Linked DNA regions of Homo sapiens: region 2 is linked to region 1. A link is a loop called in an ENCODE intact Hi-C map of the cell type or tissue named here. Cell type or tissue: dorsolateral prefrontal cortex. All regions are shown on one strand. Links, peaks and the distances in the headings refer to the core of each region. The heading gives the core; the rest is flanking DNA. Region 1 overlaps NRXN3 (neurexin 3). Region 2 overlaps NRXN3 (neurexin 3).

The links. Hi-C counts contacts between places; a loop is a spot of excess contacts. Peaks named below come from ENCODE experiments on the same cell type or tissue, not always from the same donor. Only the 100,000 strongest peaks of a DNase experiment are listed, where the experiment ranks them.
Region 2: it touches region 1 in a loop (3-fold over the local background); 6 of 110 quality-filtered maps call a loop at or near these places.

The regions. Positions count from the first base shown.
Region 1 is chr14:78,887,996-78,904,992 of GRCh38, reverse strand. All of the region lies in intron 10 of NRXN3 (neurexin 3), which reads right to left. Among named protein-coding and RNA genes, the nearest start is that of NRXN3-AS1, 180 kb to the left of the region's middle. RefSeq lists enhancers at 11,253-11,835, 11,836-12,419. In dorsolateral prefrontal cortex, for the core only: no CTCF peak of the experiment used is centred there; no DNase peak of the experiment used is centred there; H3K27ac peaks cover 4,439 bases.
Region 2 is chr14:78,840,077-78,857,073 of GRCh38, reverse strand. All of the region lies in intron 10 of NRXN3 (neurexin 3), which reads right to left. Among named protein-coding and RNA genes, the nearest start is that of NRXN3-AS2, 140 kb to the right of the region's middle. In dorsolateral prefrontal cortex, for the core only: a CTCF peak has its summit at 8,634; a DNase peak (open chromatin) is centred at 8,643; H3K27ac peaks cover 3,944 bases.

The sequences.
Region 1 (16,997 bases), core at 3,441-11,440:
TTGTGCAGGATCATGTTGAAAGAGGAAAATAATGGAGTCAGAAGATTAGCTGGAACATGATTACAGTAATACCACATGGTAGGTGAAAAAGACCTAGGTCAGCATTGTGGAAGGGAAAATAGGAATATACTATGAAAAGCCGTGTAGGGAAAGGTCATTCATATTCAGTAACTGATTGGAGACGAGGAAGTCAGGAGAACTATGGAAAAGAGAAGAGGAAATAAATCAGAGTTTCATTCCTGGCTAACGAAAAGAATAACAGTATCTAGGATAAAAAGGACAAAGCCACAGAGGGAGAAATTAGGAGCAACAGTTACTTTGAATTTACTGGAACGGTCAGCAAATCATTCAAATAAAAATGGCCTCCTGAGAGTTGAAAATAAGAAGCTAGAATTCGAGGGAGAGGTTGAGGTTCTCTCTAGAAATCATCTGTATTTGATTTTTGGAAATCATCTCTATAGAGTTAATAGTCAAAGCCATGAAAATAAATGACACTTAAAGAAATGCAACAGGCGGAAAACAGCAAAGGCTAAGGACTGGTTGGTGTATAAACTCAATTGTCATGAATTCTACCTGGCTTATTATCATAAAACAGGTCTTTTCAACCTCGGCATTATTGACATGTTGGGCTGGACAATTCTCAGTTGTGGTGACTGTCTTGTGTACTCTGAGATATTTAGCAGCATCCTTGGACTCTACCACTAGATGCCAGCAACACCCTCTCTCCCAGTTGTGACAATCAAAATGATGTCTTCTGATATTACCAAATATCCCAAGAAGAAAAATTGCCCCTGGTTGAGAACAACTGCCCTAAAAAATGGCCAGGCTCTGTAAACCAGACTGCCTGATTTTGAACCCAAGCCTGCCTTTTACTATCTGAATAATCTTGACATATCGCCTGATCTCTATGAGTCACAGTTTCATCTGCAAATAGACATAATTGTCCTAATGTCATACTGTGATGGTGAGGATAAGGTGTGACAGTGTGTGTAAAGTGCCTGGCCTCAAAGGAGTGTGCCGTAAATGTGAACTATTGATATACCCTATAAATGGGTAACATCACAAACACTTTGTCTCTCAATGGTCATTCCCTACACATTTACGTGTGCAGAGGCTCAATGACTACTAACAAAGCAAGAAACGCACTTCATTGCATAAACAGCACTTCATTTGAGGCATCATATAAAATTGGGCCACTGGACAAATTGCTCCCAGCATTGTATGTTCTTTTTACCTATTAGTCACATGTCACCAGGGTCCAAAAAGTCATATAAGTATGACACGAGTTTCTTCTTCTGTAAAGTCAATAATAAATAGTAATTTAGTTTAAGAGGAAAGACTAAAGTGTGTAATGATTTAAAAGGCAAAGTCCTAATAAAAAGCTACTTTTTCAGCGAGTTACAAATTTCTGTATCTCCTGAAAAATGTATTTAACTTTTGTTTCCTTTATTTCACCTCCATTCAGGAAATGGGAAGTATGCAATTTAACACATATGTCTTACGCACCTGCACCAAGTATTGTGCTAAGCTGGACTAGAAAGATGAAACTTCAGTCAGACGCAGTGGCTCACACCTGTAATCCAAGCACTTTGGGAGACTGAGGCAGGCAGATCCCTTGAGCCCAAGAGTTTGAGACCAGCCTGGGCAATGTGGCGAAACCCTATCTCTACAAAGAAAATAACCAGCTGTGGTGGCATGAGCCTATAGTCCCAACTACTCAGGAGACTGAGGCGGGAGGATCTCTTGAGCCCAGGACATCAAGGCTGCAGTGAGCTATAATCACACCACTGCAATCCAACCTGGGTGAAAGATCAAGACTCTGTCTCAGAAAAAAAAAAAAAAAAAGAAGATGAAACTTCATTGTTTATTTCCTCAGAACATAGGTAGGGAGAAGAGAAAGGGAATGACCAAGGCAATGTAAGAGCTCAGTACAAAGTGGAAACTTGTGGAGAGCAGGAGTTGAGGGAAATCACGGCCAAGCTTCACAGAGAGAATAACATTTTATCTGAAATGAAAGAATTACCTTGAAAAGGATGAGATTTGCAGGAGGATAAGAGGCAGTACATATGTTCCAGACAGAGGGAACTATGGTGTGCACAGTCACAGATCCATGAGCAACATAGTTACATATTATACATATATATATAATATTTAATATATGTATTTCCTGAATATAACTATGTTATATTTAGGTAATTGTAATCATTTAGTATTTCCAGAGCATAAAATTCAAGGTGGGCAGCTGTAGGGTTGGCTCTGGACTCAGTTAGACAAGGATAGATCTTTAAGAGCCTTGTACATCAGGCTAAAGTATTAAATTTCATCCTATAGTCAATGGGAAACATTAAATAATTTGGACTTCGTTGTTCATATATTTAGATCAAGAAAAAATGTTTTAGAATTAGGGGCTAATCTTTATTTATAACTTCTCCTCCTCCCCTTCCTCCTCCTTCATCTCCTTTTATTCCTCCTCTGCTTTTATTTCTCCTCAAGCACTCTACTACTTTGAATCTTTCCAAGAAAACATTAAATGACATTTGAAAATACCTTATTTTAAAATAGCTTCATAAAATGCACTTTATAATCTAATACTGTTATCACAGATAATTTGAAATCAAACAAATATGAAAAACAAATACATAAGTGGTGACCAAACACATCCCAGGTTAAAACATAAATTAGAAATAAGGTCTTAAAGTCAAATATAGAAACTATTCCTTTCATGGAGTAATTTGGCCACAGAAAGTGAGGCGTGTCTATATGTTGCCATCAGGGGGCGCTCGGATGTGAGATTCTGCACAAGGCCTCATTGAGATGCCTGTGCCAGAAAACAGAATTCTTTTGCAAATCCCTTTGCTCACTTGTCTATTTCGATCAAAATACTTCAGTCTCACAGAAATAATTTAGCTGATGCCAAAGTCTATTTACCACACTACAAGGTAGATCGGTACTGATGCCTGGCCTTCATGCTGGAATCAAACTCTCAGTCCCTATTTCCAGCCCCCTTGCATACCCGACAACCTTCAAATAGGTTTCAAGTAAGATGGATTGCTGGCTCAGCCTGCCGTTTCTCCTCCATCCTGAATATTTGAGAGAAGAAAGGAAAAAGATGAAGCAACAGAGTAAGAAAGGAAATTCTTGCTCAGACTTTTAAAACTTGCTGAGGATTCAGAAATTAACTGGAGCTAAGAGGCACCCCAGGACAGTCAGACATGGTTACAAGTAACTCGAACCCAGACAGAGGAGGCAGCCTGTGCCCCATCTGGCCCACCTTGAAGCTGGGTCTGAAGCAAGGAAGGAAAGTGACCAGGAGCTTCCTTACCTGTCATTAACACAATTAATTTGTTTGGCATGTGAGGTATTATAGAAGGGGACATGAAATTCTGAATTATCATCAAATATAAAAATAACAGCAGAATGAACTGCAGTTGACAATAACTTTGATAGAGATCATATCATTAAGTCTCAAAATGATTATGTTTTACCCAGGTCACATACTTATAGACTTTTATTTCATAAGCTATGACATCAGAAAGATGTCTGATGTCATGGTGGAAAGAAATGAAAAATTCCTAAGTTCTCCCTTGAAAACACTGTCTAGTTGGGGTAATACATACATGTAAAATATTAAAAGAGAAATACAAAGGGAAAGCAGGTGAGTTAGAGCCAAGATATGTGATAGAGAAAAAAGAAAGAATAAAAGACAATTTAAATGGTCCAGGAAATCATGAGGTTGGATCCATAGAGATGGACACATGGAAAAAAAAATGGTTCAAGAAATACAGAGAAAATTAGATACAAATCCCCCATCAAGGGTTACCTGAGCCTGAGATGGGGAATGAATTGATGAATAAGGCATTTTAAAGGTATCATGAGCAGAAGCAGATAGAAAAAAATATTTTTATGTCATTTGTTTTTGCTGGGAGGTAGGTGAGAAAAGGGATGGAATATTATTTCTAGCTTATAGGGAAAAGAGCTAGGGCTTTTGATGTGACCAGACTGAACATCCTCATTCAGCCCACATGCCCTAGTGATGTTGGGCGAGTCATTTGATGTCCTTGGACTTGTGTATCTGTCAAATGGGCTCATCAAACCTAGCAGGCTGACTTATTTTGAGGAATAATGAGATGATTTATGAAGAGACCCTAGTAAGAGCAAGCATTCAATATGCAGTACAGTTCAATCAATTTATTACAGTGATGTCAAGAATAGATAATTTTACCCTTCTCTTTCTCAGCCCTTCTCCCTACTCCCTGGACTAATCCAAACTTGAGGACATGGTATTTTTATTTTTAGTTCTCAGGAAATCTTTATTTAAAGTGAAGGGCATCTGTAAGGTATGAAAACATTGATAATACTATTTTATTTTTTACAGATTTGTAAAAATTTTAATGACATTACATATATTTGTCTGCATCCCAGACTTTATGGACACCCTTCAGAAGAAGAGAGAGAAAAGGATTTCCAGGCATGTCATGTTTTAAGTTCAAAATTTGAGGCCCCAACTTGGCACCAAACGTAGTAATGATAGATAGTGAAAAAAAAAAAAGAAAAAAAATGAAGGAGGTTGCTGCCTTCAAAACAAGACCAACCTCTCCACAAATGAGAAACAGGACCTAAACAGGACCTGAAGCCACAAACTCACTAGGCTTAGAAGCTGCTAAAGGCTCCAAAGGCCAAATTCCCAGGGGCTTCAAACGCAGGCATTTTGGTCCTGAGATGCCAGCCACAAGCTAAGGGCCCTCTTTAGGTGTCAGTTTACTCATCTATAACAATAGAAAAAAAAATAGAACCCACTGTTTGGGGTGTTGTGATTTTTTAAAAAATGGTGTCAGAACATTTGTAGAACTAAAAATGGAAATGGGCATAGATGGGTTCAAAAATGTTAGTGTCAGTCATTGTAGTTTCTTTGGATGGAGAAAGATTATATATCTCATCAATTAAGTTGGGGAAAACCAAAGTGAAAATAGAAAATGCCAATTATTGAGGAAACAGTGTTCCTAGGTCAGATTCCTATAGCTTTTTGAAGACCAGAAGGAAGAGAAAAAAAAGGTCTGAACACAAGAAAATTTTAGAGGAAAGCTCCACGTTATCTCATCAGAGGAATATCACATCTTTAAAAATGAAAAAGAGAGTTAAAGTTATATAGTTCTAAGTCAGGGTAGAAAAGAATTTGAGGTATTTTCATTCAAATATAAACTTCAAGAAGTAGTACTTTTATAGAAACATTTAAGAGATTTTTTTTAAGTTCACAAAAATGTTTGTACTGAGCAGAATACATTTATATAACATGCAAAATGGTATGTGTCAGCTAAAAGTTTCTTCCTTTTTCTCATGAATGTGAACATTTTGCATTTATTCTGTAAAGAATGTATATTAGCTTAAAATGACAGGTATTCATAATAACCCTTAAGTTCCCAATGCTTAAAAGGTTGCAAATCTCACTAAGAAGAATATTGATGGGGCAAGAATATTGGGGCACTGATCATCCCTGGCAACCATACACACAAAACAACAAAATCTAGTGGGTATCTACTCTGTGCCCACGTGGCAGAAGCCAGGTTTCCCATCTCATAATGGGACGCAGAGGTGAGTAAAATCTTCTCAGGTGAAACTATCTACAGCATCAGGAGGAACAAATTCTTGGGCTTAGGATTGGAGAAAACCAGAACACAAGGCTCCCAATCATATGTGATAGATTCTATTTCATGTCTTGAATTTTTGGGGGAGGGCAAACCCTTGTGAAGTGTTTTCCTTTGTTTTTAGCTCCCTCCCTCTCCTCCCTCTTCTTTTTCTCTCTTCCTGTTTTCCCAAAGCAGAGGATTAGATAAACTAATACAAAGGGATAATTGTTTTCCTATGTGTCTCCAATTCTGCTTCATTCTATCTATGCAGACTGTATTTCCTAGAGAAAAGAGTCCCACTGCTTTTCTCTGGCTCAGAGCTGAGAAATTATGCTTACAGGCAGAATGTGTTCTTCAGTCAAAGCCAGGGTTCTGACCAGCCAGTCTGCTCTTTCTCTCTCTCCCAAGAAGCATGATGGAACCCAGAGCGTGAGGCTACTATGAACCTATTCTAATTTTTAACAATCATTTTATTTTGTAAAATCATTTGTGCTATAATGCTCCACAATTTTTTTCAATATGATGGTTGAGAATGCCTATGCTAGACCAAGATGTTCCCTAAAACTCTAGGATAAATGAATAGGCCAAGTATTTAAGTTTCTTATATAATTATCAAGCATTCCAGTTATTTCCAATCAAGATAATTTGCTTAAAAGATAGATGGGCAAAGTAAATAACTTGTTATAAACAAAAAGTAGAGATGGAATATAGAGAGGAGGAAAATACTATGAATCTATGGAATATAACCGACAGCTTGATATATCAGACACACACACACACACACACACACACACACACACACACACACACACACGAAACCCAGCTGTGCTCTGGAAAGCACCACTTAAGAAACTTATGCATCTCTGCTTAATGTAAATGGTTCCTGTCTCCTTTCTTTTCTCATTCTTGTGCTTTGAAGATGAAATTCAAGAAATCCAACACAATTCGTATCATCACTGTACCTGGGGAGTTCCCATTGCTGGAGTTGTAAGTTCTCTGTGGAAATTTAACCACATTTCAGTCATCCTTCAAAGTCCTTGTTTAAAATAGATTTTAAAAGGCTAGATATTAAAACACCCAATGAATTCTCTCAGTTAATAGTCCCCAGTCCTGAACAAGGGGTACCAATTAGCTTGGGAGCTCTCCGGAAGTTTAACTTCTATGGACTTAATAAATATATCACCAACATTTTCCTTTGCCATGCTGACTCCATTTAGAAATCCTGTGATTATTCCAGCTATTATTACTAGATTTATTAAAAAAGAAGGAAGGGAGAAGAGGTGCTCATTTTCAGTATTTTTGCATATTAGGGAGGCATAGATTTTACATGAGATTTCCTGGTCACATTGCTACATAAAAGTAAGGCAGAATACGTTCTCTAACATCAAAACTGACAAAACTACATGATGTGAGATAAATGCCATGATGTTTCAGTGAGTTACCCATGTAAAAATTATTTTCAAAAGATTGCTAAGCATAAATTAATAAGGTATATGCCATCCATGGAAGGCCAAGGAAGCCCTGATGATGAAACAAAACCAAGCAAGGAATTTATACATGTGAAATAATTCTGGATTAATTATGTTTTCCTCTTTTCACCCCAATCTGAAACTAGTGAATAATTTATAGGTGCAAGAAAGGAAGCTCCCTACGCATTACTTGGGATAAATGTGTAATGCTTGAGAACTGGGTGCTGGCCAGGACAGAGTGGAGGTGGAGGAGTCTGTGAAAATAGAAATAGGACTGCCAAAAACGTTTGAGAAGTGCCATGGCCAGAGTCCATCAAGATCCTGTCACTCCCAGTGTCACCCCATTCTGTGCCTCACTGGACATCTTATCCAACATTTCTCCAAAGTGGCCTTTCTCATAACTGTAGCTTTGTCCTCTGAATCAATTCTAGGGATAAGCTTTTCCTGATGTTTTTCAATGTCTCTCCCCTGAAGAACAGGATGTGGTCCAGAGAACCACTCTCTGATTATTTTCACATTGGTCTTGTCAAAAAAAAAGAAAGAAAAAAAAAGCAATATCTCCTACTGTTACTGTGATGTCTTAACAGAAATATGCATTTTTTCATTCATTCAAATATTTGTGACATGCAAGATGCTGCTCTATAAGCATCTTTGTTTCCAATGATCGCCCATTACAATCTTGGATGGCCCATCACGGCACAAACAAACACTTTATGAAACACTTTATTAAAGTGAATCCTGACATCGGTAAAATTTCTGTAAAAAGTCATATATCAAATATTTTCAGCTTGTAGGCAGTCTCTGTCACCACTATTCAATGCTGCCATTGTAGCATGAAAGCAGCCACAGACAATACATAAGTGAATGAGTATGACTGTATTTAAATAAAACTTTCTTTACAAGATCAGACAATGGGATGGATTTGGTCCACAAATCATAGTTTGCCAAACTCTGCTCAAAGCCATGAATGGTTACCCACTGCTTACCAAATTGAATCCCCTGTCACCAATTCTGCCCAATTTACTTTTCTAACTATGTTCTACCATTTCCCGTCATCTCCATTCCCTCTGAATGCTAACAAATACTCCATGTATTATTCTATTTCTATGCTGTTTGCTCTGCCCATAATGTTCCTCTCCTCTTTCCAACTTATTGATAAACATTCAATTTTTCATTCTTCCTTTAGGTGGCTTCCATAGATTTTTAGCAAGTGGAATTAGGCTCTCTCTTCTCTTTCTACCAATGCATTTTGCCTCTCTATAAAAGCTCCTATTACCCTCTGCCATGTGAAATATATAATGTTGATCTCTCTTCTCCCTCAATTCTCAACCAATCTCTGGAAGCTAGTAATCAGATCTCCATTTTCCTTTGTTAACTTCACAGCCTTCAACATGAAACCCTAGGCATCATTGTGGAGCTGAATATACTAGGACGCATTCAAGATAGTGTCTGTGCTTGAATTATTGGAATCATAAAATACGTAATAGTAATCACCATGTTTAACTAATTCTATTATTATTATATTATTTTACAAGATGGAAGAGATAAGCTTCTTATGCTGAAATAAAAAATATGTTTTACTTTCCCTAGTGGACATCAAATGCCCTGTTCAGAGCTTATATAATTTCATATTAGTTTAAAATGATTTTACTAGGCAATGCCATGCAATCAACTCTATTTAAAAGCCTCTTCAAAGAATAGGAGAGAAACCTATCACAAGCATACCTAGTTTTTTTGTGCTTCACTTTTTTGCATTTTACAACAATTGCATTTTTAAAAACAAATTGATGGTTTGGGGCAACCGTTGGTTGAGCAAGTCAATCCACACCATTTTTCTAACTGCATGTGCCTGATTCATGTCACTACATCACATTTTGGTAATTCTCTCAACACGTAAAACTTTTTCATTATTATTATATCTGAGATGGTGATCTTTGATGAGTGATCTTTGATGTCATTATTGTAATTCTTTGAAGGCAACACAAATCATGTCCATATAAGATGGCCAACTTAATAAATGTTGTGTGTCTTCTGACCGCTCAACTTACTGGCCATTCTCACATTTTTCTTCCTCTCCTTGGGCCTCCCTATTCCCTGAGACACAATAATATAGAAATTAGGCCAATTAATACTCCCACAAAGGCCTAAGTATTCAAATGAAAGGAAGAGTCTCATATCTCTAACTTCAAATCAAAAGCTAGAAATGATTAAGCTCAGTGAGGCATGTTGAAAACTGAGATAGGCTGAGATCTAGGCTTCTTGTGCCAAACAGTTAACCTAGTTGTGAATGCAAAGGAAAAGTTCTTGAAGGAAATTAAAAGTGCTACTCCAGTGAACACACAGATGATAAGAAAGTTAAACAAGCTTATTGCTTATATGGAGAAAGTTGTAGTGGTCTGGATTGAAGATCAAACCAGCCACAACATTCCCTTAAGCCAAAGCCTAACCCAGAGCAAGGCCCAAACTATTTCCAATTCTATGAAGGCTAAGAGAGGTGAGGAAGATGCAGAAAAAAGTTTAAAGCTAGAAGATATTGGTTCATGAGGTTTAAGGAGAGAAATCATCTCTATAACATAAAAGCACAAGGTAAAGCGGCAAGTGCTTATGTAGACGCTGCAGCAAGTTATCCGTTACATCCAGCTAAGATAATTGATGAAGGTGACTACACCAAGCAAGAGATTTTTACTGTAGATGAAACAGCTTTATATAGGAAAAAGATGCCACCTAGGACCTTTATAGCTACAGAGGAGACATCAATACCTGACTTCAAAGGGCGGGCTGACTATATTGTTGGGGGCTAAGGCAGCTGGTGACTTTAAGTTGAAGCCAATGCTTATATACCATTCAAAAAATCCTAGGGCCCCAGAATTTAGCAAAATCTACTCTGCCTGTGCTCTGTAAATGGAACAACAAAGCCTGGATGACAGTACATCTATTTACAAAATGGTTTACTGAATACTTTAAGCCTACTATTGAGAACTACTGCTAAGGAAAAAAAAAAGATTTTTTTTTTTTTCAAAATGTTACTATTCATTGACAATGCACCTAGTCACTCCAGAACTTTGATGGGAGTACAAGAAGATTAATGTGGCTTTCATGTCTGCTAACGTAACATCCATTCTCTAGCCCATGAATCAAGGAATAATTTCAACTTTCAAGTCTTATTATTTAAAAAATACACTTTGTAAGGCTAGAACTGACATGGTGATTCCTCTGATAGATATGGATAAAGCAAATGGAAAATTTTTTGAAAATGATTTAACATTGTAAATGCCATAAAGAACATTCGTGATTCATGGGAGAAGTTTGAAATATCAACATTAACAGGAGTTTGGAAAAGATTCCAATCTTCATGGATGGCTGAAGGGTTCAAAACATCAGTGGAGAAAGTAGATGCAGATGTGGTGGAAGTAGCAAGAGAACTAGAACTAGAGGTAGAAACTGAAGCTGTGACTGAATTGCTGCCATCTCATGATAAAACTGGAATGGATTTTAAGAGTTGCTTCTATAGATGAGCAAAGAAAGTAGTTTCTTAAAATGGAATTTTCTCCTGGTAAAGATGCTGTGAACATTGTTGAAATGACTACAAAGGATTTAGAATATTCCATAAATTCAGTTGATAAAGCACCTGCAAGTTTTGAGTGAATTCATTCTAATTTTGAAAGAAGTTCTACTGTGGGTAAAATGCTATCAAACAGCATCGTATGCTACAAAGATATCTTTCATAAAAGCAAGAGTTAATTGATAAAGCAAACTTCATTGTTGTCTTATTTTAGGAAATTGCTACAGCCACCCTAACCTCCTTCAGCAACCACTACCCTGATCAGTGAGCAGCCGTCAATATCAAGGCAAGACCCTTCACAAGTAAGAAGATTATGACCCACTGTATGCTCAGATTATCATCAGCAATTTTTAGCAACACAATACTTATAATTAGGGTATGTACATTTTATTTTAGACATCATTCTATTGCATACTTAATAGACTATAGAGTAAAAATAACTTTTATATGCACTGGGAAACCAAACAATTTATATGCTTGCTTTATTGTGGTATCTGCTTTATTGTGGTGGTCTGGAACTGCACCCACAATATCTCTAAGGTATGTTTTTATCTGGACACTTTATACTAGACTGAATAAAGGACTTCTAAATTTCTCAGCTAAGTAAATTCGCACCCTCAAAAAATCCAAAATTGAGAAAAATAAAAATGTGTAACAAAGATCCTGGAGTGTTAGATGAGACATGCTCAAGAAGGCTTAATGGTTTTACTATTAATTCTGCAATTCCATTAGGATGTGGGGAAGATAAATGAGATTGTTTCATTAGGGTCTAGTGGAGCCTTCCAGCAAATAAGCTAAATGATTATCAGTACTTCTGGTCTTCACGACTCAATCCCTCCCCAGTTTGAACATTATAAATCACAGTGACTTTACCAATTGACTTTCACCTTCTTCAACCAACAGGAGATTCGGCATGGACTCTCCCACCACCATTATGAAAGATACAGAGAGAGATTAGTCAATAGAAGGAGAACAAGCTGGCTGAACCAAAGATTGACTAAAGATCAGAGCAATGAAAGAGAAAAGAGGAGGAATTTTTTAAAGGAATAAACCAACTCATCCACCTGCTCTTGCAAAGCAGGGAATCAATTATGCCAACAAAGGGAGGCACAATGAAAATTGCAGAGAGAAAGCCCATGAATGAATGAGCTTGCGCAGGGTGTGGATAGATTGAAATATACAGGCTGACCCAGGGGAAGAGAAAGATGACGCAAGTGGATGGCAAAGAAAAGGAAGGTGGGTGGCCAAGCAGGTGCCCACAATGCTGGGCAAATAGGAGCAATCAGGGGTAGGGACAGAATTATTTCCCTTCCAGAGAACTCCCTTTTGATGCTGAACTAGTTGAGACGCTGGAATTAGTATCAGAAGAGGCCACCTGCACCACTTCAGAGCACAGTCATCCTTCTGATTGCTACATAACAAAGAATGCACTAGCAAGCAGCAACATTTTTTCTTTGTTTTTATGCAGCTTCCTAAAGCCCAGCTGAATTCAAAAGCAGCCGTGTGACTCCTTCTTAGCAAACACCACACACACACACACACACACACACACACACACACACAGAAGATGGGGGCATTACCGAGTTGTTGAAATTAAGTTGCCTGCTGTGTCAGAATAGTCAAGAAAGAGCAGAGATAACATGATTCCAGCCATAACCTATAGATAATTCTTAATGGTGAAGTGATTTTAATGAGGAAGAAAAGACTGATTTACAACCATCAAGTTCTGTTAATATGAACTCAGTACAAGTGCTGAATTACATTCACTGGGTAAGAAAAAAAAAAAAGGAAGGTAGTTTTGATCACACTTCTTCCCCACTCAGAAACCTTCAATGACTGCCAATGTCTTTCAGAACAATGTCTAAACTCACAAGCGTGTTGCTCAGGGATTTCCACTGCCTGATTTTAATCTGGGTTTTCATCCATGGGCAGCCTATCTGCCAACTCAAACGAGCTAAGTTGACTTCCTCTCTTCTCTTTGACTTTATTTCCCTTCTCTGTTTCTATCAGCCAAAATCTACCTGTTCTCCAAGACTCTGCTCAAATACAATCTCTTTCTTCAAGCCTTCTCAGATGTCTCCACGTGAAAGTAATATTTAGCATCCTTTAGCACATTAAAGCGTTCCTGTGCCCAGTGGTTCTGAAATTTTAACGTGCATCAGAGTTCCCTGGAGGACTTTTACAACCATAAATTGCTAGACCCCCAGCCACAGTTTCTCATTTAGCAGGTGTATGGTGGGGCACAAGCATTTCCATTTCTAACAAGTCCCCAAGTGATGCCAACACTGCCGAGCCAGAGACCACACTTTGAGAGCTGCCACCAGAACAAGACTGAGCATGTCTCACTTCCCCTTATAAAGCTTCTTGGGAACAGAAAAGAATTCTGTCTTTGTATTTCCATAACTCTTCAGCCCAAGTTTATATTCAGTAGATACTCAACAAATATTTATCAAATTAAATGTGTGTGCGCCTATTGCTTCATGTATGTTTGTGTATATACATTCATATTCATTTAACAAATATTTATTGCAGACGCATACATTTGAAAAATGCATGTGTATGGTAAGAATATTTAAAGTTTAAGCAGGTTTCTTAATCATCTCACATTTGGCAAGCTAAAGGAAAATATGAATATGCTATGATCCATTTTTCAAATGTGTTCTGCAGAAGAGCACTATTAAAATTCAATAGGAAGCTTTATTTGAAGAGTGTCCATCTGTGTTCATTTGTGGTGAATATAATGAATCTCTCACTCTGTCTGAATTGTCAGTTAACCCATGTAATATATTGCCTCAGCTTCAAGACAGGGAAGCGTGGGAATTTTATTTCTCATGTCATGGATGTACAGTGAGCTCCCTGACGTCACTGTAGACGTTACTCACACCTAAATACTCACTAAGTCTCCAGTATACCACCCATACCTATCAGTAATGCATAAAAACACAGACGCTATAGTCATCATGCCAGAGTTCAGATTCTGGCTCTGCTCACTACTAGAGCATGACCTCAGACAAATTGCTTATCTTCTCTAAGTTTTAGTTACTTCATTAGTAAAATATGGACAATAATTACAGCTTCCTGATTGTTATAAATACTGAAGGAGTAAATACATTGAGAAGGCTTACTTGGCCCAACCAAGAAGCTGCCACTGGTGCACTATTGTATCAATATTGGACAGACGTGGCACCCTCCCAGAAAGATCACACCATCCTGTCTTATGTGGGCTTAGAAGTCTTATTCCACCCAGTTACCATCTGAAGTCACCACCAACTAAGCCAGACAAAATTAACAAATGTAACTGTTAATATTGTAAACTTTTATGGTACTTAAAAATTACCTATACTACTTATTACCGTTGGTGCCTTACTTTTAGCATATTTTGGGAGCAAAATGGTATGATGGCAGCATTTTGATTAGGGAGACGAAGGCTGCTTCAGTGGCTTCTGTTATTGAATGATTGCTAACACCACTCAAATCCATCCCACAGCCAGAAACTCATTTTGCCCCCAAACACCTTAACCCATGACACTGAAATTATGAATGCCTGAAGATAATTCTGGTTTTTCAACTTGTGAAACTAGATACCACTTCTTCCAAATTCCTTGATTTACTCTATCACCATCAGTGGGATCTATAGGATTGGACCTTCCCTTTTGTTATTACAATATTATTACTTATGTTTGTAACTGGAAAATGTCAAGTTTATAACCATTTACTACTAGATAAGAAAAGAAGAGGCTATAGAAATGCAGACCTCCTTTCTGCTTGTAATTTTAGTGATGTTGTAGCCCAGTGTGGGCAGGAAGATATATTTCCTCTGCTGGGAGAACATTGGTCCATGAGAAATTGGCATTTGTTTCATGAAATGGCCACCTACAGTTAAACCTTTGCATGGGATGTTAGAGTAAAATTAAAATTACAGGACACAATGTGTGCTTAGATTATTTATATTATTATAAACATAACTGACACATACCAGGCAATGATATTTTCATAATTCAGTGCTTCTGGACTGACTGTATAGTAACAATCACACTTTCAATAAGAGGTGTTTTTTATACTAAATTTCCACAAACTTCTGATGCTCTTGTATAATTCATGTATTTTGTAGATTATCCTGTTCCTTGTTGTATTCGTTTCTCATGGCTGCCATTAAAAAATTACCACAAACTCACTGGCTTAAAACAACAGAAATTTTTTTCTCTCTCAGTTTTAAAGGCCAGAGTCGGAGATCCAAATGCTGACAGGGTCACACTCCTTCTGAAGGCTTTAGGCAACAATCCAATTCTTACCTCTTCCAATTTCTGCTGCCTATGGGCATTCTTTCTGGTTATATCCCTCCAATCTCTGCCTCTGTCTTCACATGGCCTTCTGTTTCACAAGTCTCTACGTCTTCTCCTCATCTGTCTCTTACAAAGATAGTTTTCACTGGATTTAGGGCCCACCTGTACAATCCAGGATGATCTCATCACAAGATTATTAACTTAAACATCTGCAAAGACCCTTTTTCCAAGTAAGGTCACGTCACAGGTTCTGGGAACACATGTTTTTAGGGGACACCTATCTACCTCCCACACTTGCAGTAAACAAATGTGGTATGTGTGTTTTACCTCCCTGCTGCTGTACTGCAGAATCCTTGAGGCCAGAGCTTTGTCTTCTGTATTAATGATTCTACCAGGTACTCAGTGCTCAGTACTCAGAGTACCAGCTCTTATCAGGTACTCTTTAAATTTGTGTTGAGTAAGTAAATGTACATATAATTTTAGAACATTATTGCAATGTCTACATTGTAACAGCAAGTACTAAAAAATATTCAGAAAACTGAGAGGTAGCCATTCCCAAAATCATGAAAGGAGCTAGCCACAGATAATATCAAAATCAGGGATGCAGTTGGTGAAGTAAAGCAATCAAGTGCAAAGGAAATAAGGTCATGATCCCAAACTCAAATCACACACCAAGTGCAATGCTTCTCTGAAAGCAAAACTGCACTCAGCAGGTCAATAGCCATTTACAGAAAGATGGAACCACTTAGGAAAATGTATCTAGACATTTCCCCAGTGAAGAGATGGATAATAAAATTTTAAAGGATTTACAGAGAATTAATCTTATTTGTTCTTCCCCTTTGAACAAGGTCTTTTGCTTGTCATGTTAAATATCATAAGAAATGGAATGATGATGTGAAAATCGGATTCTAAAAGTGACAACAATTAAACTAGTCCTGCATCTTGCTATGTATGATTTAGAAAATAAAAGTCAATATTTTTATCATACTGTACAATTTCTAAGGTATTTTCTCAGATGAGATTCCATCTGACATAATCAATAGCCTTAGGATATAAGATATCTCCCATCTTATAGATGAGAAAATACATTGAAAAATTAAGTGACTTGCCCAAGGTCACACCATTATAAACAAAATAGGCAGATATCGACTTCAGCGTTGTTCTTCTCATGCCAAATCTGGGGTGTGTGTGTGTGTGTGTGTGTGTATGTGTGTGATTACTCTCCCAACTAGACTGTAAGTCCCCACAGGTATCTGTCATCTGCATCAGTGAAGCTACCAGGTAATTTCTTATACCTGGCTGTATGGGTACATTACAAGCCATCTTAAAAATCTAATTCATAAAAATTGAATTTTCTTCACAAAAGGGAAGAAACTGATAATAACTTTGAATAAACTTTGTGGGTTCCAATAAAGACAAATATGAAGAAAAACTGACGTGGGTGAGGAACGAACCAGGGAATAGAGGAAAAGTAACACACTGCTCGGCACTTCTCCATGCCTTCAAAGAAAAGGAAAACTTAGTTTCCCTGACAGTAGGAAAATTTTTGTTTTAAAGTTCTATTTATCATTTGGTAACAAATTGTCTTACATTGTTTCTAGGACACTACCCCCTAACAAACCATAAGTTTCCAAAGGACAGGTATTATGTCTTAAATAAGCAGTTAATGTCTGCCCTTCACAACTCTTACTCCCCAAACTCATTCTGGATACTCAGAATTCAATAATTTGCTGTCAACTTAGAAACAGAACAGATTCTCTTAATTGTTAGGAGTCTCCAGAAAACCTCCTTTAGGGGACATGGACTTCCTACATCTGTCATGTTGCAGATCATGATCCCATTGTTCACCAATGTTTCCTAAATAAATCAAAGCCTGAAGGCCTCCAATATGAAGCTGAATGATGAACTATAACTTGGCAGCTGGAAATTAGGCACAAATGTTCTTTCTGAAATGTCAGTGCATATCTGGCTTTTAGAAACATCTTTTTAAAGGACTATTGCAATTTGAGCTTGGTCTGCCACTCCCGAATGCCAAAATATCAGAGCCAGATCATACCCA
Region 2 (16,997 bases), core at 3,750-11,749, 48 kb after region 1:
CATATGTAACCATGGGATAAAAAAATAAATAGTACAGCACAGGCCAGGTGTGGTGTCTCGTGCCTGTAATCCCAGCACTTTGGGAGGCTGAGGCAGGCAGATTACTTGAGGTGAGGAGTTTGAGGCCAGCCTGGCCAACATGGTGAAACCATGTTTCTACAAAAATACAAAAATTAGCTTGGCATTGTGACACACGCCTGTAATCCCAGCTACTCGGGAGGCCAAGGCAGGAGAATCACTTGAACCTGGGAGGCAGAGGTTGCAGAAAGCCAAGATCACACCATTGCACTCCGGCCTGGGCAACAGAATGACTGAGACTCTGTCTCAAGAAAAAAACAAATAAAACAGCATGAAAGTTGAGCATCACCTTTAAAGATAATATTACCTATCCATAAGACACTCAACAGGGCAGAATAAATATTTGAAGACTTTAGAAGTCTACAAATACATTAGCTTTTTTTTAATTTTACTTTATTACTGTACTGAACTTCATCCTCTGGAAAAACGTATAAGAAGAGACAACAAGGAGTAAACACACATCAATGATCTTACTTTGCTATTGACTATTACAAAGGATTTATAAAATAATTGCTATTTCAAGTTCCCAAGAACCCAATATACATTTTAGAATCCAGAAGTATTTACATTAGTTACTTTATAAATGGTTACTTATTTTTGGGGAGTTATATTTTGAATATACCCTCTAAATTTTTGGATAAATGGTTACTTACTTTAGAGGAGTTATATTTTGAATATATCCTTTACATTTTCGAGGTTGATGTCATAAAGAACATCTATGCTTTTAGGAGCCCCCATTCTTGTTATCAGTGTAAGAAAACACATGTTGAACCAAAATGGTATTGAAGTCCAGTTTCCAAAGGGGAAAAATGACTTTGCAACTGTGAAAAGCTTCATAGACCTCCTGTGGAATGCCTGTAGGCATACTGAGGTTGGAGTGTTTTACACAGCAGTCATAAGCAGTGGATGAGGGTTGTGCATAGCAACATGGTGGAACTAAGAAGAGACATTAAGGTTCAAATACTCTGACCCTTTCTTGGTACCAATGAGGAAAGAAGACCCAGAAAGATGGTAAAGTGGCTTGACCAGGTCAGAAAGCTACTTAGTGATTGAAACATGACTAGAAACACAGGCTTGGGGACACTTCCATTTTTACAGGAAAATCTTTATATTCTATAAGATAATATTACAGATGAAATACTATGACTGTAAAGTTCTGCAGAATGTCAGTAACAAGCTCTCCTTAGAATGCCTAATAAGAAAAATCTGTATATTCTAGGAAGGTATACAATCATGAACGAATCTCCACTGGAGCAATACCCCAAAGTAAAACCAAAATTGTAGCTAAATTTGAAAAATACTGTCAGATACACTTTCTTCAAATTATTTTTGACAGTAGCATTCATTGCCTCTGGGTTCTTAGAATTTGATAGAAAACAGGTTTAGTTTTTTTTGTGCTAAAATCATTCCTTTTCATGATCTCAAATTCTAGCAGTAAATGCCACCCTTTTAGATGAAACACTGTATAAAGAGGAGGTACACAGACATATAATTCAGGAAAACACAGGTATAACACATAGAACAGGCATTGGGATTACAGGTTTTATTCTAAATGTAAAGCTGTAAAGTGTCCACATGCTTTTTATGAATCATTATACCAAAGTGTACCTTTTTCAGAAGAGATTAACCAACCCTCAGCAGGCAGGTTTTCATCTTGTTTGTTTGCTTTACTGAACTTTACCAAAGTAATAATGTCATAAACATTTGTCTCTACAAAACTTCGAATCTTCTGGTAGAAAAACATAAAAGTCACTCTATCGTTGAAGACTATAAACCTTATGAAGAAAAAGGGCTATAGTCATATATACCTTTTTTGTATGTTTTTTTTTTTTTGAGATGCAGTCTCGCTCTGTCCCCAAGCTGGAGTGCAGCAGCGTGATCTCGGATCACTGCAACCTCGGCCTCCCAGGTTCAAGTGATTCTCCTGCCCCAGCCTCCCGAGTAGCTGGGACTACAGGTGTGTGCCACCACACTCAGCTAATTTTTGTATTTTTAGTAGAGACGGGGTTTCACCATGTTGGCCAGCTATCATAACCTTACTCAGTAGCTATCATAACCTTACTCAACCTGTATTTTTATATACGCTTAATTTACTCCACCTCAGTGACAATATTCCCTGGATGGTCTCGATTTCTTGACCTCGTGATCCACCCACCTTGGCCTCCCAAATTGCTGGGATTACAGGTGTGAGCCACCGTGCCCAGCCCATATATCTCTATATATATTTCCCATTCTAACTAATGTAGGCTTAGCAAAAACCTATTTTGAGGACAAAGCAAGGACTTCTTAGCCAGGAAACTTTTCATTTAATTCATAGCTTTTCCACTTAGTAGCTGTATGACCTTGAAAAGAATAGCCTCTATTATACACACTCACACACATGCATATACTTATACACACACTTAAAATCAAATTAGCAAGCAAATAACTATAACACTGTAGGTGCTCAATAAATTTTAATTTAATTTATTCATTGTTGGCATTTCAAACATAACTATTGGACCAAATTTACCTACCACTGAAATATGGCCCACTCTTGGGTAATGGAGGCTAACAGATCTTTTTTTGCCTATCGATTGACATGCTACATAGAATTTTGTGCAATTAAAAAAAAAGGTAAAGCTAGAAGAGGGAGCTGAAGTCACTTGTAAAGATCACCTACAGTAAAATGTGACCACTAGCCCGCCAAGGTAAGGCCCAAAAAATTATGACTAACTGTTAAAGCAAATCATGTTTGGCAAGGCCGAAGCATGTGTTACAGAAACTTGGGACAGGATGACAGCTACTAAAAATTAGAAACACCAAATTCGGCTGATGACAGCTGCCAAGGATATATGACAACTAGGAAATAACAAGAGAACACGTAATCAGAGGATGCTTGACTTTGGCTAAGTGGATTATTCCAACAGGTATAATTAAAGGTTGCCATATGGACTGTACAATAGATAGTTACAGATATGACAGTGATTTCAGAGGCATCAAAAGGAATCTACGGCTGAGCAAATACCTCTCTTACCCACAGCCTGAATATTGAAATTATACTCTTAGGCTTTAGCTCTGCTGTAATGCTTTAAGAATACAAATGCACTCTTTATTATGAGAGTTTCTCATACACTTTTCCTAAATCAGACTTTCACCTGGAGAAGAATGGCAGGTGCAGTGGGGAAGAGGACTTTGGGTACTAGGGAGACAAAAAGGGAAGGGTAGAAGTCAGGGCAGTGAGAAAGCAAAGAAATAGATGTGAACCTGAAGAGCTGTGGGTTGGAAAGATAAATAGCTTATTTCATTAGGAAAACTTTGAGAGACATAGTATTGCCAAATTCTAGAAAGTGAGTCAGTCCTTAAACGTGGACTAATTGTAGCCATGCATTGAATGTAATACACGTATTTTATCATACAAAATTTATAAAATTAACAAATATTATAGTAATAAAATTTTTAACTTATACAATTAACAAATGTTATAATATGTATTAAGAAATTACTGTATAACTAATGGGTACTAGGCTTAATACCTGGGTGATGAAATAATCTGACAACAAACTCCCATAACACATATTTAGCTATGCAACAAACCTGCACATGTACCCCTGCAAACTATGTGTCCATCAACAGATGAATGAATAAAGAATGTATGATATCATTCTCAGTAAACTATCACAAGGACAAAAAACCAAACACCGCATGTTCTCACTCATAGGTAGGAATTGAACAATGAGAACTCTTGGACAGAGGAAGGGGAACATCACACACCGGGGCCTGTTGTGGGGTAGGGGAAGAGGTGAGGGATAGCATTAGGAGATATACCTCATGTAAATGATGAGTTAATGGGTGCAGCACACCAACATGGCACATGTATACATATGTAACAAACCTGCACGTTGTGCATGTGTACCCTAAAACTTAAAGTATAATAGTAAAAAAAACCGTATGATACATGTATACAATGGAGTACTATTCAGCCATAAAAATGAATGAGATTCTGTCATTTGCATCAATATGGATGGAACTGGGGGTCATTATGTTAAGTGAAATAAGCCAGGCACAGAAAGACAAACTTCACATGTTCTCTTATTTGAGAAAGCTAAAAATTAAAACAAACTCAAAAAAAAAAAAAGAAACTAACCACACACACACAAAATGTGTTACACACTATATACATGATTCCACTTAATCTTTACTGGTGCCTAGGAGGTAGATGCATTAGCATTCTTATTTTATATATGAGAAAGCTCAGATTTGGAAAGATTCATTAACTTATTATTTAAGTTATAATAACTTAATAACTTATTATTTAAGTTAAATGGCAGAGCCAGTCCTAAAATGCTCCTCCACCTGACTTAAGAGTTTTGGGTCACACCTAACCAGAAATTCTAACAAAGGGAAGCAAATGTAAAAACATATGAACATAAAACACATGAACATATGAACATGAGATTCAATGTCACAGGCAACAGAATAAGAAAGTAGGTTGATTCAGAACTCAGATTTTATCTTCTAGCACGGTGATAATAACAAAACACTTCCAGACACCTGACTTAGAACCAGAATTTTTACACTCAAAAATAAGCTATATCAAATGTCCACTTAGACTCATGTCATTATAGTAATAAGCTAATTTATAATCATTGTTAATTATCAAATTGTCAGATGTTAATACTACAACAGCAGCAACAAGAATAATAAACCACTCTCTACCAGGAAAAACTGACTCATGCAGCCAATACCAGGCTTGCTTCGTCAGGGTATTGGCATATTAACAATGATGGATGTGTAAGCAAAGAGCTGTAAATCTGGATGCAGGGACTCTTGAACATCAACTAGAAGGAAGTGAGATGATCAAGTATTTTTCTCTTGCCAGATATCATTTCATATATTCACTAAAATAGTTCATCATCTGCTCTCTGAGGCAATGAAGTTGCTTAAGTAAAATTACTATGGCTGCCCTATTTATTTCAGTTACACCCAGTTGAAAAAATAATTTAATTTGAAGGAACTGAATATAAATTTATTCTTCCATATCTTTCTATAAAATAAAGGTCTATTAAGGTCTTTATATTTTAAGTGTAACCTAAAAACTCCTATTTTTTTTTCTGATAACCACAATTCTTGCCACATGACAGCCTCAAAGATGCTTTTGCTAGAATAGCTATATGCCAAAATGTTGGATATTTAAAATACAGTTCTGCCTCTGACCTTCTTGTTGACACAAACCCTGTAACATTTTTCTAAGAATCATTCTGAATTCTGATGCTGCTAAGAGTTAACATTTATTTCTCACTTTCGTTGTTTCCTTCCATCTGAGTGACATGCCTGGCCTCCCCAGCTTGATTCAGATTGTGAATTCATCAGATTGGTAGAGTCTGGGAGACGACTAACTCTCCTGGCTGCCAGCCTGCCTGTGGTAAGCACACTTTTTGCTTTGCTCCTTCTTGCTGAAAGTTTTACCGGTACAGGCATCCAAAGAAGAAAAGACCTGTGGTTGAAGGTTGACTGATTCTGAAGTGATGTATTAAAACAAGTCTGCTAATCTATGAGATCTAGGCCACACTCTCTAACACAGCCTTTACGAGTGATGCACTCAGGCAGTGCTGTCCCAAGACTGTTTGCACTGGCTTGCAAGAGCCAAATATATGAACCTCTGCCCAATTTCAAGTTCAGTGACATCCCATTGGCATCTTGAATTTCACCAGGGAGGGAGTATTTATACCGTAAAAATATGTCAACACTATAAATCAGTCTCCTCTCTTCTAAAAGGAAGAAAATTAAACATTTACCAGTATATCACCAAATAGAAGCTATATTTTGATCTCCTTCCCTCTGACTTGTGTATTTTGATAATAAATTCAGTAAAGGGACATTATCTACTGCACTATACCAACCTCCAACAATTACCAAAGAATTTCCTACTTCATATTTCTCCTAACTGTCAGGGAAATAAAAGGTTTTACAAAAGATATCTGTTTAGTCCTGCATAATTCAGCTCAAAAAGAGAATAAATACAGAATCTTAAAATACTGTCAAATTGTAAAGCAAAATAAAACCTACAACCGCTTAAGAACACTTTTGGAAACTGTTCATAAAACTCTTCCCTGAAAGCAGTAAAACAGAAGAATGTTAGTTTTCTTTACTTCCTCTCATTCTTTCCTGTAATATTTCATGTGCCTTTATAATTTTAATGCATGGCTTTCTTTTTCATAAGAGGTTTGTTTACCCCTGAAAAATCCAAAGCTGCAGTTTAAGCAGATTCTACCCAGCGGTGGTGGTATTTCGGTCACATGATCTAAATTATAACATTTTTGCTCCACTTGCAATTCTGATGGTTTCCCTGCTCAGTCTTCTACAAGGCTATAACCAGAAATTTTCATCACTTTGTTTATAAAAAACATACAACATTTTAATTAAAACAGCTGCATGAAAATCACCACTGGTTTTAATAAGAATATTCTAAAGCAACTTTAAAAGTAAAGCTTGACTGAAGTGAATACGTGTAGATACCTTTCTACATTTTACCTTTCTATTTAACCTTTTGTTCAAAGGACACACCAAATGTTAATCCGTATTCAAATGTACTATGGTTAGTTTTAACCCCTGGGCTAACTTGAAATCACTATGGACTCCGTCATGCAGTGTCTTAGAGAGAATACTAACTTGGTAAAGGCCTGAGGTATTATGGTCACTTTGTCACTGAGAGACCATATAACCTTGGGTGAGTTCTGTAATTTTGCTAGGCTTGTTCTCGCATCTGTAAAATTAGTCTATAAGGTTTCTAGGCCCTTCCTGCTCTGGCATTACAGGAGCCTCTCTCTTTCTCTTTCTCTTTCTCTCCCTCTTCCTCTCTCTCTCTCTGTCTCTCTCTCAGGTATTAGTGGCAGCCTACTGCCTCTATCTCAGCTACAGGCACATTAACATAACCTGCCGTGCATTGTTTGAGTTAATTAAAGGGAAGTGATTACATTTTGCCTTTTAAACCTTGCTGAACTCAAGTTCTATATCCCTTCTCCATATGTGGTACATCAAAGAATACAGTGCTCTGGCACAGGGTCTTATTGTTCCTGTTCTCCATGAAATCTTTGCTGTCAACATTTCTTTCCACCCTTTCCTTCGCAAATAATTAGATGGGGTAAATTCCACTTAAAGCTTTGTGTTCCTCAAACTCTCCACCTCCTTTCTCATTCAGGCTGGAATCTTTGTTCTATTTTCTGAAGCCCCTTTGAAGAGCAACATGTTGGCTCTGGGTAACAGTATTACCTCTCCTTTCTTTCCACCCTGCACCCTACCCCCAATTCCACTCCTTCCCTCCACGAGATAGAGAGAAACAGCTTGAGATAGTCATTTCAGTGATAGGTTGCATTAAATAAAATGATAGTATTTTTTTCACATAGAACAGAACATTTTGAACTAAATTTAAACAACATTTTTAGCGTAAGATGTAAACTTATGTCATTATTATCCCCACATCTCAGTTAGCTCTTGTGGGACATCATGGAATTTTTAGAACTACCAGACCTCTAGGTTGGAGGGCCCCTGGGTGTCATCTGGTCCAAATATCCATCTGATTCATAAACTTGCCTTGTAATTCTCCTGCCATTGGTCCTTCAGCTTCTGTTTGTGCACACCAGCAGCTGGAAACTCACCAGTTGAATGATATGCAGCCTGGGGACAACTGAGACTTTCCTTGCACTCAACTTCTACATCCTGGATTTAGATAATGTTTGTGTATCTGAGTCTAAAGATACATTATCTTCTCATCCCAAGTGAACAGATTGGGAAAAATGGTCAAAGAGAAGCTAACTAACTTGCCTGAGGACTCTCAGAAGTGTCAGAACTACGATTTGAATACAGACCCACTCCTTAAGTCCAGAGGCTATACTGTCTCTAGCTTCATAATGAATACCTAAGATGTCCTTGTGATTCAATTGATATTAAACCACTTTAAATATTAATGTGATTTTTTCTTATCTATTTGCCAAGTTTTCTCTGTGCATAATTACTTACCACTGACTCTCAACTCTTGCTTGCTACTGACTTCAAAAACAAACCCACTCCTGCTCCCGTGGCCCCTATATTTCAAACGTTCACTTTCATTTCCTTTATCTGTTCTAATCTTACCCATCCTTCATGGCTTGGGGTAAATTCATCACTTCCAGCAACTCCTCCCAGCTACTCAATTCAGCAACAAAGGGGGTCTCTCTTCTGTAATCTCCTTTTGCCTACAGAAACAAATTGCTGGCTCCCTCTCACTAAATAAATATTCTCGAGATCTGAATCCCACAAAGTAATGACAACTTAAGTTGCTATCAGTGCCCAACTGGGCCTGCTGCAGTTTAAGAAGTGTTGAACAATTTCAGAAGATGAACCTTAATACCTTAAAGACTTTCTTCTATTATTTCATCTGAACATGCTTGGAGTAGCAGATGCATCGATAACTTCATGTACAAGCTGGAATAAATAAAGTATTCTAAAACTCTCCAACTAATTTGACATGTCCTTCTCTAATCTGAAGGCACGGCCTGTAATGGCTCATTGGCTTAGCAGGTGCATTTCTGCATGCCAGCCGCCAGAGGGCTTGCTTTCCTTTCTTTTAACGGTTATCCAGCACCTGACACAGAGCCTTTGGAAAGGTAAATCAGCTTTTGCCAAAGCTTCTTCAGTGACACCCCTTCATCCATGCCACCTGTGTCAGAACATGGAACACTCAAATTATCCCAGTCTCTATATAAGAGAAGAAGATCCCTGAGCATCCTCCATTCTTAAACTCGCTCACTAAACATAGAGAATTCCAGGGGAAAGAAGAAATGGCAGTACTGCGCTGGTGGGTGAAGGGAGGATAAACTAGCAACAGATACCAAAGCCCACATCTGCCCCACCATGTTCAGTGTTATCCCCTCCTATTGCAGTGAGACTGAGCCTTGGGTAACTCTTAGATTCCTTTCCTCCTCAGATTCTAGGCAGATAAGTTCTTAGCCAGAGGCCGGGGGTGGAATTCTATTAATATCCCTTATTCACTGCAATGCCCCAAATATCTTGAGAACCAGATTTCCTTTCCCATGTGAAAAGACAGCCTAACTTAGTTCTTTCCTAAATCCTCTGACAGTTTTACAAGTAGGGTGGCGAGTGACCTTTCTTTCTTTGAAAAAGTGTATATAGATGTGCCTATTCATAGAAATCTGACAGAGCTGACACCTGGTTCTCCAAAACGTAGTTGCACTCTCACCACTTTCCACTGACGTTTATAGAATATGATTATTTTTGATAGTGGGGGATAAAAGGGGAAGGGTAATCGGAATTGTAAAGCACAAGCTTTTATCCAAAATTTTCCCACTGTAAAATGAATCATATATTCAGGAGGGTGAGCAATAACCAAATGAGGTACAGCATCATTCTCTGCTCTTTTCCTGAGAAGAAATGCCTTTGCCTTTCCCTAGGAAGTGGCATACTGGCCCCTCCATGCTCTCACTTCACTCGATTTCCTCCTTCTCCTGGAGATGCTGATGCTTGTGTCCAGACAGCCACACAAAGCTAAGAGTACTTCGAGAAATGACAAAGTGCTTTTTGAACAGTACACAGCCCTGCTCTCTTAAGTGCTGGGGAAAGGCCATCAAATTCTGGGCAAGATGCAATTTGAGTCCATTTTGACATGTTGAAACTTAATGACTTTATTATGCTTCATGGTTTATAATTCAGTCACAAGCCGTGGCAGGTTGGGCACATTTTTTCAGACAGTTAAGAATTAGGAGGACTAAAGGCTGTCACCTTTACCAGATGGTCATTAACCGTAAATGTGTTGTTTAAGCAAGATATACTCTGGGGAGGAGGGGAGGGCTCTCATATGGAGTTTCATTGGCCATAATTCTCTTTATACCTACCTTTCAGGTAGAGGTAAGAGCTGCAGAGACGGAAGGTGTGCTGAAAGAAAAAGATTACCTTACCTATTTTCCAGCTGCCTTGAGCAACAGTGAGGGACCACATGTGCACTGTATGGATTAACTTGTAACATCAGAGACAAGTACCCAAGTATCAACAGCACATAAATTCAAGTCCGCATGCAATAGTCTTCACAACATGCTATGAGCTGGAGACCAAAATGGTGAGAAGAAACTAGGCACAGTGTTTCACTGAGATAAAATTGAAAAAGTAGGGATTAAGCAAAGGTAGAAAATAGAGAGAAGGTGCAGGACGCAGTGGGAAGGCAAACCACAGAGGTCTGAAGTAGCAAGGGAGACTTTGAGAATTAACTAAATTCATCTACCTACTTCTGCTGACCATAAGTGGTTTCATTTTTATTGCAGCATATTCAAGGGACACTGTCTAGGATCTGAGATCACCTCAGAGATGCTAGGAATCTCAACACTTGTGTTCAATGACACACCAGGGAAGCCAGGTTAGGAGACAGGAAAGATAAAGGAATTCATGGAAGGATTGCAACTTTATAACCACCTGTTTATGAGCAAAACCCAATCATAAAAGCAGCTGTAAGCAGAAAACATAGGAACATTATTTTGTCCTTTTGACATACATTATGGTATTTAAATCCCATAACAGCAGCAGAGATTGTAAAGAACTGATTGTAATTGTCATAATTAACCGTATGCAGTTCTCCACTACATTGTATAGCTTTGCAACTGGCAGACCTGATCAGGTATAAAAGAAAACACAGCTTTCAGAATCCCAGGAGACAGAGGAAATGACCCTTTTCCAATTCCTGTCATTCTCAATTACTGTGGGTAGAGGCAAGATAATTCCACAGCCATTTCAAATATGGAAAACATTCACAGAGAGGACACAATTGACATCTAAAATCATGTTAGCTTTGGGTTCTTTTTGCCATTTTGGATGTGATTTGAAAGTGGGAGTGTTGTAAAAGAATGAAAATGATGAGCAGATAGGATGTTTATGAGTACTGAAGCAGATGTTCTTGAAGTCATTTCTTGGAAGATGTGGAATGGCTGTATGAAAGCAAACAGACACATCTTAAGCAAATAAATTTACTTGGAAACTCAGAAGATCTCTAAAGCGTTGGCTGAGTAAAAAGTAAAATCTTTTATACACACACATACACACACACACACACACACACACACACACACCCCAACATACTCATACTGTCCTGAAATATCTTAACATCTTCATTATTTTTCTTTTAATAGCCTAAGGTAACCCAAAAACATATGAAGATATGAAAATAATATTTTTTCTATAGATCAGATAAAAAGAGACATAGGCAGATTATAATGTATCAGCTATAGAAGTGTGAGATCTTACACGCAGAATGAATACTCTCAAGTATATAAGTCCACAGAATATTAGAGTTGGAAGATACCTGGAAAGCAACATTACTCTACCTTTTGCCTACACTAATTGTCACCTACACATCAACTTTACTGTAGTTCATTGAATGAAAAAATAATAGACATTTGAGGTCAACATTCTTTCTATAAGCAGGAAGGAGGAGCAGAAGTCAGTGGGGAGGAAATCATATAAGTAGAAAAAAGAGAGAATTAAACAAGAATATAAATGCAATCATATGAAAAGGAGTAATATCTGAGAATTAAGAATACTAAAAGTAAGAATTTATAGAGGGATATATTAAAAGTTTATGTTTTGCAACATGCCTTAAATTACGTTGTTATTCATATCTATGAGTGTTGGCAACATTTCTTTACTTGTCTCCTAACTCAGAGAGTTATTTCATATAAAAAACTGTAAAATTAACACTATGTAGTAACACAAAAGTTGGCTATCATATTTGAAGTCATATTTTTTGATGAGTGTTTTGACTTGCAGATATAGAAAGTACAGTTCAATTAAGAGACTGGAATAGAAACCCTAAATGACTCAAACAATAATTCTGTAAAATGTGGATGATAAATTCTATACTACTCTTTATATTTTAATTTAGCCAATGAAGATCATTGCAACAGTTTTTTTTTCAGGCCTGTGACATCACAGACATCACTGGTTTGTTACTCAAACTAAAACTCATTATTATTTAAAGAATTTGACATCACATAGTAATATGTTTCAAAATGTGCTAGTGGTTATGAAGCAGTGGAAAGCAGACAGAGGAAATATTATTAAATGAGGCATGGCCAACAAATAATGGTTATCTGAATATAAAACCATTTTGTGGCTATTCTATGTATAATGGTGAACTAAATATAAAATCATTTTGTAGTTACTCAGTATATTAGTCAGGGTTCTCCAGAGGGATTAACCATCACACTCCAGAATATTTTTTCAACCAAATCATCAAACTTTAACAAATTCTTAACTAAGTATAGGCCAGCCTCACACTAGTCTTTAAAGTAGTTTAAAATCTGTTCTATCTATTGAATGCCTGGAACTACAGCAACTAATTATGCTAAGAACTGGGTTAGGTAACTTTACATATATATAAATACATATATTTACCACTTTTATTTCTTATTATAACCCTGTAAATTAGGCGTTATTATTCTCATTTTACAGAGCAGAAACCCTAGTTTTGGAGAGATGCAGTAACTTGCCCAATCATGGAAAGGCAGTCAAAGAACAAGAACTTAAATTCAGGTCTAGTGAGTTGAATGGCAGCCCCTGGAAAAGATGAGTCCCTGTCTTAATCCCCAGAACCTGTGAATCTCCAGAATGGATAAATGTTATCTCATATGGCAAAAGAGTGACTATTACCTTATATGACAAAAGGCATGATTAAATTAAGCATCTGGAGAGAAGGTGCTTATCCTGGGTTAGCCACGCATGTTCTAAATGCAATCACATGTATCCTTATAAGTTAGACGGAGAGAGAAGCAGAGACCCACAGCAAACACCATGTGAGGATGGAAGCAGAGTTTGGAGTGAAGCAGCAACAAGCCAAAGAGTGCTGAGCACCACCTGAAACTGGAAGAGACAAGGAATGGAGTCACCGTGAGAGCCTCTGGAGGGACTAAAACTTTGCCAGTGCCTTGATTTTAGACCTCCAGGCTCCAGAACTGCAAGAGAGTTTGTATTTTTGTAAGCCACCAGGTTGGTGGTAATTTGCTTGGAAGCCACAGGAAACAGATGCACCATGTCTTCAGACACCCTTTCTGTGACACCATTCAAGCTTCTTGACATCAGAATGCAAGGCTGCAGACCTGAGAATGTACTCTAGACATTCCTTATGTCAATGCAGACTTGGGGCCAGCCATAACAACTTAAAATCTAGGTCCTTCAGCCTATATATGAATTACTGTTCTTCATATTTGATTCAAAATGTTTCAACTAATACTAAAGCAAACCTACAGGAGCAGAAACTCCTAATTTCATGGAAGAACCTCCCTTCTTTATTGAGGGAAATGGAATTACCCAAGGAAAAGATGAAAAGAAGTGAAATGTTCCTTCCTTTGCTGCTCTCATTGAATCTACTTTGACACTGAAGAAGCAAATTCTGCCACTGATCTTTTTGCATGCTTAGTATTACGTCTGTACAAGTGAGGGTGAATTTCGCCTAAAAGATTTTAAGATTCTTTCTAGCTCTAAGAGTCTCTGTAATTATTTTTCTTTTTCTCAATAAATATGTGTTGAATAAAAGAACAAATCAACAAATGAAAACATTGCTATACATGGAGCCAAAGTCATTAAGCCTATTGTATTATAATAACAAGTATTTAAGCTAAAAAGAATACGTGTCTTACCAAAATATGATTCCCTGGGACAATAACCCAAACAGATGATAAATTGTTGCAGGAAGGCAGGGACCCCGAATGGAGGGACCAGCTGAAGCCATGGCAGAAGAATGTGGATTGTGAAGATTTCATGGACATTTATTAGTTCCCCAAATTAATACTTTTATAATTTCTTACACTTGTCTTTACTGCAATCTCTGAACATAAATTGTGAAGATTTCATGGACGCTTATCACTTCCCCAATCAATACCCTTGTGATTTCCTATGCTTGTCTTTACTTTAATCTCTTATTCCCATCATCTTCATAAGCTGAGGAGGATGTATGTCGCCTCAGGACCCTGTGATGATTGCACTAACTGCACAAATTGTTTGTAGAGCATGTGTGTTTGAACAATATGAAATCTGGGCACCTTGAAAAAAGAACAGGATAACAGCAATGTTCAGGGAACAAGAGAGATAACCTTAAACTCTGACTGCCAGTGAGCCAGGCAAAACAGAGCCACATTTCTCTTCTTTCAAAAGCAAGTGGGAGAAGTATCTCTGAATTGTTTTTCTCAGCAAGCAACATCCCTGAGAAAGAGAATGCATCCCTGAGGGTAGGCCTCTGAAATGGTCACTTTGGGGGCGGCTGTCTTTTATGGTCACAGCTGTGGGATGAAATAAGCCCCAATCTCCTGTGGTGCTCCCAGGCTTATTAGGATGAGGAAATTCCCACCTAATAAATTTTAGTCAGACTGGTTGTCTGCTCTCAAACCCTGTCTCCTGATAAGATGTTATCAATGACAATGCGTGCCTGAAACTTCATTAGCAATTTTAATTTTGCCCCAGTCCTGTGGTCCTGTGATCTCGCCCTGCCTCCATTTACCTTGTGATATCTTATTACCTTGTGAAGCATGTGATCTCTGTGACCCACACCCTATTCGTACACTCCCTCCCCTTTTGGAAATCACTAATAAAAACTTGCTGGTTTTGTGGCTTGGGGGCATCACGGAACCTGCCGATATGTGATGTCTCCCCCGGACACCCAGCTTTAAAATTTCTCTCTTTTGTACTCTTTCCCTTTATTTCTCAGACCTGCCAACACTTCGGGAAAATAGAAAAGAACCTATGTGAAATATTGGGGGTGAATTTTGCCTGATAATAAATGACCAGATTAAAGGAAATAAATATCTAAATATATGGTAATAATGCAACCAATCTCCTCGGGATGAACTCTTATAGGAGGCACAAGAAATTTTAGGTACAATTCAGTGTACAAAGAAAACCTGAAAAGTGAAATCTGTAGAAAATATTTGATTCCCAAGGCAAAGGATAAAGAGGTTGTTGCTGTTATGGTAGTACTTTCTGTGTGTCAGGCAGTATCGTAAGTACTTTGCAGCATGAAATTATCAAATCCTCATTCTAACCCTGAAAGATGGGTGCTATCATTATTCTCATTTTACAGGTGAGAAAACATGCTACCAAACTTATTAAAATTATATAATAATGGAGAAAGTAAGTGGCTCAGTTGTTAACATAGCACTCTTCGTTAAAATCTTGGTGAGAGGTAATCAAGGCAGAGGAGCTGAAAAACAACTAGAATTCTGAATCCACCACTTTACTAATTTATTCTTTCATTTTTAAGATATGAATATCCAAGTAATGTGTGTTAGGCTTTTGCTAGACACTGGAGGGAGAGTGAAAAAACAAAAAAACAATGAACTAGAAAAATGTTCCAAAATGAAGGAGACAGAAACAATTCATAAGTGAGAGAAACCAAAAATAGAATTGATAAAAAATGATTTGGGAAAACATCATCATAAGTGAATTTGAGAAAAGTATCTGAGTTTTCTTAAAGAATCCTTCACCTACAAGCCTTTCCAGACAGTGGGCATAGTCACAAAATGTTCTAAGCCCTCATCATCCAAGATGGTGCCAGAAAAACATGAAAGAGCCTGGGAAGTTAATTCTTAAGGAGCTCCAGGAACCCGGGTGAAAGAAAGAATTATTCACTAACACCCTTAAAGAAAGGAAATAGAAAACAAGTGGAAGACGGTTTACAATAATAATAATAATCATCATCATCATCCATCTGGTTCTAAATACCAACAAAGCCAAAGACAGATTTCTAGCAAAGCAGAGACACTTCTTAATAATTCTAAGTGGCCAGGTCAGAAGTGACTCTAGTCTGTTCTTCTCAGCTCGATCAAAACAAGTCAGTGGACTTCTGTGACATGATAGGAATCTTGAAAAAACACTCAGACTCTTAAATTAGGAGTAAGTGGGTTTTAATTGTAGCTCTACAAAATACCAGCTGTGTGGCCTGAGGCATGTTGCTTAAAGACTCCCAGTTTTAATTTCATCATGTGGAAAATAGAGATAATGATAGAACCCACCTCATAAGTCAGTAAAGATTAAATGTAGTAATGTGTGTGAATTGCTTAACAAAGCATTTGATACCTAGCACATGTTTTGTTGCTGATAAGTACTAATAGTATTATCATCTAATTAGATTGACTGATTACTGTGGCTAGAATAATTACTAAATTTGATCAGAAGTGTTTCTTTACTGTTTTACTAATTCTCTTCGAGTGATGCATTACCGTGTGGCTTGCCTGGGCTAATGGAGCGAATGTGAAAGTAAAGTGTCACTTCTGGATAGAAACCTTTCAAAGCCAGTCAGAATTCACCTGATTTCCTTCCTGCTTCCAGGGTGACGAGCAACATTCTGGATAGTAAAGGCTCCCTCAGTCTAGGTCCCTTAACAATGATGACACAAAGCATACTCTTGCCAACCTGTGATGAGCATGAAGTATGAAGTGAGAAATAAACTCCATTCTGCTAGCTCCTGAGGTATGGGGTTGGCTTGTTACCACAACACAGCCTAACCTATTCTGACTATCCCAACAGTATTCTAGATTTGTTTTGACTTTTAACTTCTAAGTAATATAAATGCTTTCAGTTTTTATATATTGATCCAATCTCTTTTCATTCTTGTTACCTTTATGTCCTCTTCAAATGTTTCTAAATCAAGGCTGCCTGATAGATTGAAATTCCCATAGGACAAAGACTGTGATTTTGAATTCTCTTCAGGTAACAGAACTTAAAACAATGCTAAAATCAAATCTGGCATTTAATAAATGCCTCTTTGACAATGGCAATGACAGTGATGATCATAAAACCATCTTCATGATAATCTCTTTATGTCCATTCCTACTTAATTCTCACTACTCAAATAGTTCTCTCAGAAGAAAGACAGATATTTTAGAAACAACTGTCACTAAAGAAGGCAT